Regions from separate parts of the Homo sapiens genome. Here region 1 is linked to region 2. A link is an interaction called in ENCODE POLR2A ChIA-PET data of the cell type or tissue named here. Cell type or tissue: Panc1. All regions are shown on one strand. Each heading gives the region's core, and the rest is flanking DNA. Links, peaks and the distances in the headings are about the cores only. Region 1 has its middle 19 kb from the start of FBXO27. Region 2 overlaps RYR1 (ryanodine receptor 1).

Region 1 (5,363 bases), core at 99-5,098, 480 kb after region 2:
GGGGAGGCCTCACAATCATGGTGGAAGGCAAAGAGCACGTCTTATATGGCAGCAGAGAAGAGAGAGAATAAGAACCAAGTGAAAGGGGAGAAACCCTTACAAAACCATCAGATCCGCCGGGCACGGTGGCTCACGCCTGTAATCCCAGCACTTTGGGAGGCCGAGGCGGGCGGATCACGAGGTCAGAAGATCGAGATCATCCTGGCAAACACAGTGAAACCCCGTCTCTACTAAAAATACAAAAAAATTAGCTGGGCGTGGTGGTAGGCGCCTGTAGTCCCAGCTGCTAGGGAGGCTGAGGCAGGAGAATGGCGTGAACCCGGGAGGCAGAGCTTGCAGTGAGCTGAGATCGCGCCACTGCACTCCAGCCTGGGTGAAAGAGCGAGACTCCATCTCAAAAAAAAAAAAAAAACCCATCAGATCTCGTGAAACTTATGCACTACCAAGAGAACAGTATGGGAGAAACCGCCTCGATGATTCCATCATCTCCCACTGGGTCCCTCCCACAACACATGGGAATCATGGGAGCTACAATTCAAGATGAGATTTGGGTGGGGACACAGCCAAACCATTTCACGCATCTCACTTAAGAGCATGAAAACCCAATCATCAAGTTTACGAACTACAAAAGGATCAAATGCAAGTCTTTTATTTATTTATTTATTTATTTATTTATTTTTGAGATGGAGTTTTACTCTGTCACCCAGACTGGAGTGCAGTGGCACGATCTTGGCTCACTGCAACCTCTGCCTCCCGGGTTCAAACAATTCTTCTGCCTCAGTGTCTTTTAAAAATTTTTCAAATATTTTTTAGCAGTGGTGAGGTCTTGTTCTGTTGCCCAGGCCGGCCTCGAACTTCTGGTCTCAAGCAATCCTCCAGCCTCTGCCTCCCAAAGTACTGGGATTACAGACGTGAGCCACTGCACCCAGCCAAAAGCAAGTTTTTGTTTGTTTGTTTGTTTGTCTGTTTGTTTTCTGAGACAGAGTCTCGCTCTGTCACCAGGCTGGAGTGCAGTGGTGTGATCTCGGCTCACTGCAACCTCTGCCTCCCAGGTTCAAGTGATTCTCCTGCCTCAGCCTCCCATGTAGCTGGGATTACAGGCGTGCACCACCACGCCCGGCTAATTTTGTATTCTTAGTAGAGATGGGGTTTCACCATGTTGGCCAGATTGGTCTCAAACTCTTGACCTCATGGTCTACCTGCCTCGGCCTCTCAAAGTGCTGGGATTACAGGTGTGAGCCACCGCGCCTGGCCCCAAAAAGTTTTAACCAGAGTAATGTGAGCAAGAACTTTTCTGGTCATGTTAAATGATCATATTTGGAATTTCCTGGTGGAAATGTAGAACCACACACCTTCCACCCAAGTCTGTCTTTAGGCCACCATCCCCGCATTCAAAAAGCCTTTTTTTTCTTTTTTTTTTAGACAGGGTTTCACTCTGTCACCCAGGCGGAGCGATCGCAGTTCACCTAAGCCTTGGCCTCCCAGGTTTAAGCAATTCTTTCACCTCAGCCTCCCGAGTAGCTGAGACTGCAGGTGCATGCCACCACGCCTGGCTAATTTTTCTGTATTTTTAGTAGACATGGCGTTTCCCTGTGTTGGCCAGGCTGGTCTCAAACTCCTGACCTGAAGTGATCCACCTGCCTCGGCCTCCCAAAGTGCTGGGATTACAGGCATGAGCCACCACACCCAGCCAAGATTTTTAAAACTTTTTACAATTTTATTTTTAGAGCTGAGGTCTCACTATGTCACGCAGGCTGATCTCAAACTCCTGGGCTCAAGCGATCCTCTTGCCTCAGCCTCCCAAAGTGCTGGGATTACAGGCGTGAGCCATCGTGCCTGGCCCCTAGAGTCCTTCAACACTGACCTTGTCTTAGCCTTCAATATCCCTGCAACCTGTGAGAATAAGCAAAGCAAATACAGTGACCACGTGTCTGTCCCTCCTGGAGCCCAGCTGTAGCTGACCGGAGAGCATCGGGTGCCCATCATGTTGTGGAGTCACGGTCTCGAAAACCCTGGGAGGGGAGAGGCACAATTTGCCCATTATGGAGAAGAAACTGGCCAGTTCTTCAAGAGCTTGATGTCTCTTTTCCTGGCAGCAGGAGTTACAGGCCATGAATACTAGTTTCTGTGGGAGAAATAAAGGAATCTTTGCAGATGGCAAGGGAAAAAAACAGCTCCTTTCTAAAAGGACATTGCCTGCCAGGGACGGTGGCTCACGCCTGTAATCCCAGTACTTTGGGAGGCCAAGGCAAGCAGATCGCTTGAGCTCAGGAGTTCAAGATCAGCCTGGGCAACATGGTAAAATCCTATCTTTACAGAAAAATACAAAAATTAGCTGGGCATGGTGGCACACATCTGTGATCCCAGCTACTGGGGGAGGCTGAGGCAGGAGGACTGCTTGAGCCCGGGAGGCAGAGGTTGCAGTGGGTGGAGATCAGGCTGCTGCACTCCAGCCTGGGCAACAAAGTGAGACTCTGTCTCAAAAGAAATAACAATAATAAATAAAATAAAATAAAATAAAGGGGCATTGCCTTATTGTAAATCCAAGTTTACTAAGTAACTAGCCTCAGTCTAAACACTGGGGAAAGTACAATTCTGAGATGATAGGCCGTTTAGATATGAAGTACCAGATGACATCCTACGTGTATATAATCTGTATTTTGGCTGGGCATGCTGGCTCATGCCTGTAATCCCAGCACTTTGGGAGGTCGAGGCAGGTGGATCGCTGGAAGCCAGGAGTTTGAGATCAGCCTGGCCAATGTGGCAAAAACCTGTCTCTACTGAAAACACAAAAATTAGCTGGGCATGGTGGCAAGCACCTGTAATCCCAACTACTTGGGAGGCTGAGGCAGGAGAATCGCTTAAACCCTGGAGGAAGAGGTTGCAGTGAGCCGAGATCGCGCCACTGCACTCCAGCCTGGGTGACAGAGCGAGACTCTGTCTCAAAAAAAAGAAAAAAGAAAGTTGATACATGGACCCATCTACCTGGCTCCACGCTAAGAGGTGGTCATGGACCATTGATGACCCAGTGTCCTGAATGTGTCCTGTGCCCAGGGTACGTCCAGAAGCTTCGTGGCAGCACCATTCTGGTGGCCGCCAGGGGGCGCCATGTGCTTGCCAGGCAGCAGTCCTGGAACTGGGGTCCAGCCACAGGGCCCCAGGACCACGCCACAGGGCAAGAGTCCTAGAGTTCCTGGTAGTTTCCAGCTGAACCTATGCACACGGGGTCGTTGGTGGAGGTGGAACTAGATCTCTGCAGAGCACCCTAAAGGGGAGAAACGGGACAGGCCCACACAGGTCTTGGTCTGAACTGGGAGTACCCTGCCCTGAGAGCACTGTGGCTTGGCTGGCCCCAGCTGCTGGAGAGGGACTTAGAGGAAAGTGCCACACAGTGTAGGATGCCCACTTGCCTGGTCCAAGGATGCTCCTGGTGGGTGTGAGAGAAACAGCAAAGTCCAGCATTTCCAGACTTGGATTTCTCCAAGGTTTCCAGTCATGTTGCCATTTATTGGGAAGGGGAATGGTGCAGGACTGGGGGAAGGAATAGGAAAATCAGGGCTTCATTTTGGGGAAACTGAGGCTCAGAAAAGCCCACAGGCACCGAGCAAGGATGTGAAACCATTTCCCTCGTAACCCCCGGGCGACACCGCCTGCCCCAGTTCCACGTGAGGTTGTAAAGCACTGATGCTGCTGAACATTTTCATAAATGACTTCATTTAGTCTCATCAACAATGAGCATTTTGATCCCATTTAGGGGGAACAAAGGGAGGCTCAGAAAGACCTTGCCGAGGCCTTAGATGGAGGAGGTGGCAGATTTTAGTGTGCTCTGAGTCCAGGCCCACTTTAGGCTCACAGAACCACCTCAACCCCTTTCTGCCCTAGGCCGGGCTTTTCCGAGCCTCCCTCTGCCCACTTGCCTCCTCCTTCCAGGAGTCAGGGTACTGGGGGGCTTCCCGCCTGCGCCCAAGGGGCCATAGGGCCTCATTCCCATCCATTCCTGCCTCTGTGCCTTGCTCTAACCCAGCTGGCCACAGCCCCACCTGGCCCAGGTGCCGCCGGCCCTGCTTGGTCCCCATACAAAGGCCTGTGGGAGAGGCTGGGAAATTGCCATCCACCTGGGGACAGTGGGAAACAGTCATCGTCAGCCTGTCCATATCCAGGACACCGTGCTGCATCCTGGCTCACAATCAGGAACCAGAAGGCAGCACGGCCCCCACAGGGCTGGCACGGGCAGCCTCACTGTGGCCTGTGCCCTGGGCAGTACCAGGCAGCTCCATCCTGTGGTACCCAGGCTGAGTCCATCTCTTACGCCCACGCCCAACCTCTCAGCAAACCCAGGCAGCTCCAGGTGCACAAAATCTGCACAGCACCTGCCCTTTCTCGCCCGACCATGGCCACCACCCTGGCCCCATCCACCCCTGTCTCCATCTGGACCATCACTCCCATCCACAGACTCCCTGCTCCTTCCCACCCCACCCTCGCAATCTGTTCCACAGCCACAGGGAGACTGTGAACACCTGTGTCACTCCTCCGCCCAGAACCCTCCCGGGGTGCCATCCTGCCCTGAGTAAAGGGCAAAGTCCTCCCCTACGGCCCACCAGGCCTCACATGATCTGCCCCGCCCCACTCTGACTCTGTGGCCTCCCACAGCCTCCTTGCTCACCCAGCCTGGCCACTGCTTATTATTCTGTTCCCACCACGGGGACTTTGCTTGGCTGCCCCTCCCCATAGGTCACTCCCTACCCTCCTTCCAATGTTTGCTCAAATCTTGCCTTCCCAGCCAGGCTTCCCCTGACCACTGCCTTTAATACTTTAACCACCCTGCCTTTTTTTGAACTCCTAATTTTTTATTTTTATTTTTATTTTTTGAGATAGGATCTAGCTCTGTTGCCCAGGCTGGAGTGCAGTGGCGTGATCATAGCTCACTGCAACTTTGAACTGCTAGGCTCAAGGGATTCCTCCTGATTCAACCTCCCAAGTAGCTGGGACTATAGGTGCACACCCAGCACTTATAATTGTAATTTTTAATAGAGATGGGGTTTCACTATGTTGCCCAGTCTGGTCTCAAACTCCTGGCCTCAAGTGATCATCCCACCGCAGTCTCCCAAAGTGCTGGGATTGCAGGTGTGAGCCACCACACCTGGCCACCACACTGCCCTTTTTACCCCCTTTGCCTACTCTGATTTTCTTGGAAACCTTCCATAGACTTCACAGCTTCCTCTCACCATCCCACTCATCCAGCCACTGGCCATGGCCACCTTCCCTGTTACTGTACGCAGGCTCCAGGAGGGCTGGTCAGCTCAGCCTCTCTGCTGGAGTCCTTTATTAGTTTCCCATTGCTGCTGTAACGAATTACCACAAAC
Region 2 (5,308 bases), core at 1-5,000:
CCTGCCGCGGTGACCCCTTGTAGCTGCCACTGCGCTGTCGCTGCTGTCCGAGCCCCCGCTGACGGCGCCCTATCCTGTCTGCCGCCCCTCGCTTCAGGTGAAGGAGTCCAAGCGCCAGTTCATCTTCGACGTGGTGAACGAGGGCGGCGAGGCTGAGAAGATGGAGCTCTTCGTGAGTTTCTGCGAGGACACCATCTTCGAGATGCAGATCGCCGCGCAGATCTCGGAGCCCGAGGGCGAGCCGGAGACCGACGAGGACGAGGGCGCGGGCGCGGCGGAGGCGGGCGCGGAAGGCGCGGAGGAGGGCGCGGCGGGGCTCGAGGGCACGGCGGCCACGGCGGCGGCGGGGGCGACGGCGCGGGTTGTGGCGGCCGCAGGCCGGGCCCTGCGAGGCCTCAGCTACCGCAGCCTGCGGCGGCGCGTGCGGCGGCTGCGGCGGCTTACGGCCCGCGAGGCGGCCACCGCAGTGGCGGCGCTGCTCTGGGCAGCAGTGACGCGCGCTGGGGCCGCTGGCGCGGGGGCGGCGGCGGGCGCGCTGGGCCTGCTCTGGGGCTCGCTGTTCGGCGGCGGCCTGGTGGAGGGCGCCAAGAAGGTGACGGTGACCGAGCTCCTGGCAGGCATGCCCGACCCCACCAGCGACGAGGTGCACGGCGAGCAGCCGGCCGGGCCGGGCGGAGACGCAGACGGCGAGGGTGCCAGCGAGGGCGCTGGAGACGCCGCGGAGGGCGCTGGAGACGAGGAGGAGGCGGTGCACGAGGCCGGGCCGGGCGGTGCCGACGGGGCGGTGGCCGTGACCGATGGGGGCCCCTTCCGGCCCGAAGGGGCTGGCGGTCTCGGGGACATGGGGGACACGACGCCTGCGGAACCGCCCACACCCGAGGGCTCTCCCATCCTCAAGAGGAAATTGGGGGTGAGAGAGCAGGCGGGGTTTTGGGGTTTTGGAAAGATGGGGGATTGGAGGGAGGAAGAGAGCCCGGCTGGGTGGAGACACACACAGAGGAGAGAACTGGCTAGGGGGATGGGCACACGCACCCACGGAGGACGCACCCATGGAGGACGCACACGGGGACAGCGGGCGCCGGGCAAGAGAGACGCTCAGAGACAGAGGGATACTCAGACCCACAGAGAAAGAGACTCAGAGATGGAGACCTGGAGAAAGGGCCGGGGAGAGAGAGTGCAGGGCCGGACAGAGTGCAGGGCCGGACAGAGTGCAGGGCCCGGAGAGGTAGAGAAAATGATACCTGCAGAGCCAGAGAGAGTAAGAAACCCAGAGACCAAATTAGAGGGCAGGAAAGACCAAAACTAAGCCAGGCGCGGTGGCTTACACCTGTGATCCCAGCACTTTGGGAGGCCGAGGCGGGCCGATCACCTGAGGTCAGGAGTTTGAGACCATCCTGGCCACCGTGGTGGAACCCCGTCTCTACTAAAAATATAAAAATTAGCCGGGCATGGTGGTGTGCGCCTGTAATCCCAGCTACTCGGGAGGCTGAGGCAGGAGAATCGCTTGAACCCGGGAGGCAGAGGTTGCAGTGAGCCAAGATGGTGCCACTGCACTCCAGCCTGGGCGACAGAGCGAGACTCTGTCTCAAAAAAAAAAAAAAAAAAAAAAAAAAAAAGGAAAAGAAAGACCAAGACTAAAAAAAGTCCCGAGACAGGGTCAGGGCCACTAGGAAAAGACCCTCGGAGATACTCGTTGTGGGAATGAAGTACACCGTGGAGGAAGGGACCCCAAACATCCTCAGGCCCTTGGTGCTGGGAATGCCTTGGGAATGTGGAGGTCAAGGTGGTGGGAAGCCCTGGGGACAAGCAGAGCTGCACTTGGAGTCAGCCCGACCCTGCGCAGTGCTTTGGGCAAAGGGCTTCACCTCGATGAGCCTCAGTTTCCCCTCTGTAAAACGGGAATCATAATCTGCCTCTTTCTGGTGGAGGGAAGTGTAAAACTTAGATTACCCAGGGGAAATAAGAGAGAAAGGAGATGAGAGGAGCAGGCAGGCAGCCTGAGAAGCGCTTAGGGTGAGGACTCAGCCCTGATGCTTGCCCTGTCCCTAGGTGGATGGAGTGGAGGAGGAGCTCCCGCCAGAGCCAGAGCCCGAGCCGGAACCAGAGCTGGAGCCGGAGAAAGCCGAGTGAGTGGCCTTGGGGCTGAGGGGCCTAGCCCCTATCACTGCCTCCCTCCTAGAGTAGGAGCCTCCAGAGGTCAGGCCCCAAGGCTGTCCTGGCCACCCTGTGTCCTCGGCATCACCCAGCCCAGACTCAGGCACGGAGGAGGGGCTCTGAGTAAAAGAATCAAGAAATAAATGCTCCAACCTGGGCAACATAAAAAAAAAATTAAAATTAGCCAAGCATGGTGGTGTGTGGGGAGGCTGAGGTGGGAGGATCACTTGACCCCTGGAGGTGGAGGCTGCAGTGAGCCCTGATCGCAGCATTGCCCTCCAGCCTGGGTGACAGAGCAAGACCCTGTGTCGAAAAAGAAAAAAAAATATGGAGAGATAGAAAAATGAAAACTCCCATCTAACTGCCAGGCCTTCGCATGTGCTTTCCCGCTGCCTGGAACACAGGCCCCCATGCCTACTCTGAGTCTTTCTCATCCTTTCCAATTCTCCAGGACACCTGACCCCCTCCTAAGTTGAGGAGGTGTCTCCTCCAGATTCCCACAACCCCCTGAGCTTCCTCCATCCCAGCCCCGACCACTCTGGGCTGTCACTGCCTGGTGTCACTGTCACTGCCTGTCTCCCACATTGGACTGGAGCCCCATAAGGGCAAGTCCTGATTATCTCATCATCCCATGTACCCAGTACCATCCAAACCTGGGCCAGGCACAGGGCGGGCCCTTGGTGAATGGTTTTGAATGAATGAACTCATGCATTGCCTGCCCAGGCACCTCCTGACCTCTCTCTGTCCTGCCCTGCAGTGCCGAGAATGGGGAGAAGGAAGAAGTTCCCGAGCCCACACCAGAGCCCCCCAAGAAGCAAGCACCTCCCTCACCCCCTCCAAAGAAGGAGGAAGCTGGAGGCGAATTCTGGGGAGAACTGGAGGTGCAGAGGGTGAAGTTCCTGGTAAGGATCCAGCCAGGTCACCTGAACCTTCTTCTCCCCGGGAGCCCCACCTCTGGTGCCCACCTCTCCTGCTCACCTTGTTCTTGAGTTCATCTGTTCAAGCTCGTCTCTAAGAAGAACCCTAGCTGGGGAAAGGGCAGAGGTATCCCCAGACCTGCGGACAGGGTAGCATTTTCAGATGGCCCTCACTTGGTTCCTTGTCCCTTCCCTGCTCACTATCCTTATTCCAACCTCCATACCTCTGTTCATCGGGGCCACCCACCCACACTTCCACCTCCATCCTCTGTCCAGAGCTACATTCAGTGAGGCCACCACTCTGGCCTTCCCACCGTGGCCTGTTCTTGGCTGTCAGCCCTTACAGTCTCAGTCCCTCCACCACTCCCAGTGCTGCTGTGGAGGTCTGAGCTCTCCCAATTCCTGGGGAAGCGTTCATCTCATCCAGGCCAGGAAGAAGGGTGGGTGTTGGGAGGCAGGTCCCAGGGTTCCCTCCATCCTGTCTCCCCTCCAGGCCTGGCCCGATAGGAGGGGGTGAGGGAGGCTGGGCACGGTGGGTCACACCTGTAATCCCAGCACCTTGGGAGGCCGAGGCAGGCGGATCGCCTGAGGTCAGGAGTTCAAGACCAGACTGGCCAACATGGTGAAACCCCATCTCTACTAAAAATACAAAAAAAAAAAAAAAAAAAAATTAGCCAGCCATAGTGGTGCATGCCTGCAATTCCAGCTACTCAGGATGCTGAGGCATGAGAATCGCTTGAACCCAAGAGGCAGAAGTTTCAGTGAGCCGAGATCGTGCCACTGCACTCCAGCCTGGGCGACAGAGTGAGACTCTGCCTCAAACAAAGTGGTGGTGGGGGGCGGGGGGGCGGTGAGGGAATCATGTGGAACGAAGGTGGTTCCGTCAGAATTTGTGGGAAGAATGAGGGATGGAGGGAAAGGTGGAGAGAAAGAGGGAGAGATGGAAGATGTTCCTGGCCGTGCGAGGGGGCTCATGCCTGTAAGTCCAGTACTTTGGAAGTCCAAGGTAGGAGGATCACTGGAGCCCAGGAGTTTGGGGCAAGCCAGGGCAACATAGGGAGATCCCTGTCTCTACAAAAGAATTTTTTTTTTTTTTGAGACGGAGTCTCGCTCTGTTGCCCAGGTTGGAGTGCAGTGGCACAATCTCGGCTCACTGCAAGCTCTGACTCCTGGGTTCACGCCATTCTCCTGCCTCAGCCTCCCGAGTAGCTAGGACTACAGGCGCCCGCCGCCACGCCTGGCTAATTTTTTGTATTTTTAGTAGAAACGGGGTTTCACCGTGTTAGCCAGAATGGCCTAGATCTGACCTTGTGATCCACCCGCCTTGGCCTCCCAAAGTGCTGGGATTACAGGCGTGAGCCACTGCACCTGGCCGAATATTTTTAATCTTTTTTTTTTTTTAATTACTGCTCCTTGCAGAGCAGGGCTACCCTCTAGGCAGTGCACCCAGAGTAGCCAAAAATGTTTTTTTAATTAGCTGGGTGAGGTGACACATGCCTGTGGTCCCAGCTGTTCAGGAGGCTGAGGCGGGAGGATCACTTAAGCACAGGAGGTTGAGGCAGCAGTGAGCTATGGTTGTGTCACTTCACTCCAACCTGGGTGAGAGTAAGACCTTGACTCAAAAAAAAAAAAAATTCCCTTTCATCTTCTGTAAAGCAGGCAGGGCGACAGGTGGGGTGACCTCACTCAGGAAGCAGCATGGCCAAGTGGCTTGGAGCTTGGACTCTGGAGGCTGACTGCCCGGGTTCAAATCCCATCTCTGCCACTCGTTGGTTATGTTACCTTGAGCAAGACACCACTTCCCTGAGCCTCAGTTTCCTCATCTGTAAAGTGCGCATAACAGTAGTGCCCACTTCACAGGGGTGTACTGAGAATTAAACAAGCTCATGCAAATAAAGTTCTTAGCCCAGATGTTGGTATAAGCAAGCACTCAACAAATAGGAGGTTGAGGCCAGCCGAGGTGGCTCACACCTATAATCCTAGCACTTTGGGAGGCTGAGGTGGGTGGATCACCTGAGGTCAGGAGTTTGAGACCAGCCTGACCAACATGGTGAGACCCCGTCTCTACTGAAAATACAAAAACTAACTGAGTGTGGTGGTGCATACCTGTAATCCCAGCTACTTAGGAGGCTGAGTCATGAGAATTTGAACCCGGTAGGCAGAGGTTGCAGTGAGCCGAGATGGCGCCACTGCATTCGAGCCTGGGTGACAGAGTGAGACCTTGTCTCAAAAATAAA

Evidence for each region. ChIA-PET counts read pairs that join two places held together with the same protein. Peaks named below come from ENCODE experiments on the same cell type or tissue, not always from the same donor. Only the 100,000 strongest peaks of a DNase experiment are listed, where the experiment ranks them.
Region 1: POLR2A ChIA-PET joins it to region 2 with 15 read pairs; 2 of 35 experiments call an interaction of 5 or more read pairs at or near these places.

The regions. Positions count from the first base shown.
Region 1 is chr19:39,049,334-39,054,696 of GRCh38, forward strand. It overlaps the pseudogene LOC124904801. Among named protein-coding and RNA genes, the nearest start is that of FBXO27, 19 kb to the left of the region's middle. RefSeq lists an enhancer at 3,141-3,190. In Panc1, for the core only: no CTCF peak of the experiment used is centred there; a DNase peak (open chromatin) is centred at 3,198; H3K27ac peaks cover 926 bases.
Region 2 is chr19:38,564,862-38,570,169 of GRCh38, forward strand. RYR1 (ryanodine receptor 1) reads left to right here. Exons shown (of 106, transcript NM_000540.3): 91 at 98-910; 92 at 2,050-2,126; 93 at 2,912-3,056. Among named protein-coding and RNA genes, the nearest start is that of MAP4K1-AS1, 29 kb to the right of the region's middle. RefSeq lists silencers at 751-820, 4,455-4,655 and an enhancer at 4,518-4,637. In Panc1, for the core only: no CTCF peak of the experiment used is centred there; DNase peaks (open chromatin) are centred at 4,730 and 4,920; H3K4me3 peaks cover 850 bases; H3K27ac peaks cover 896 bases.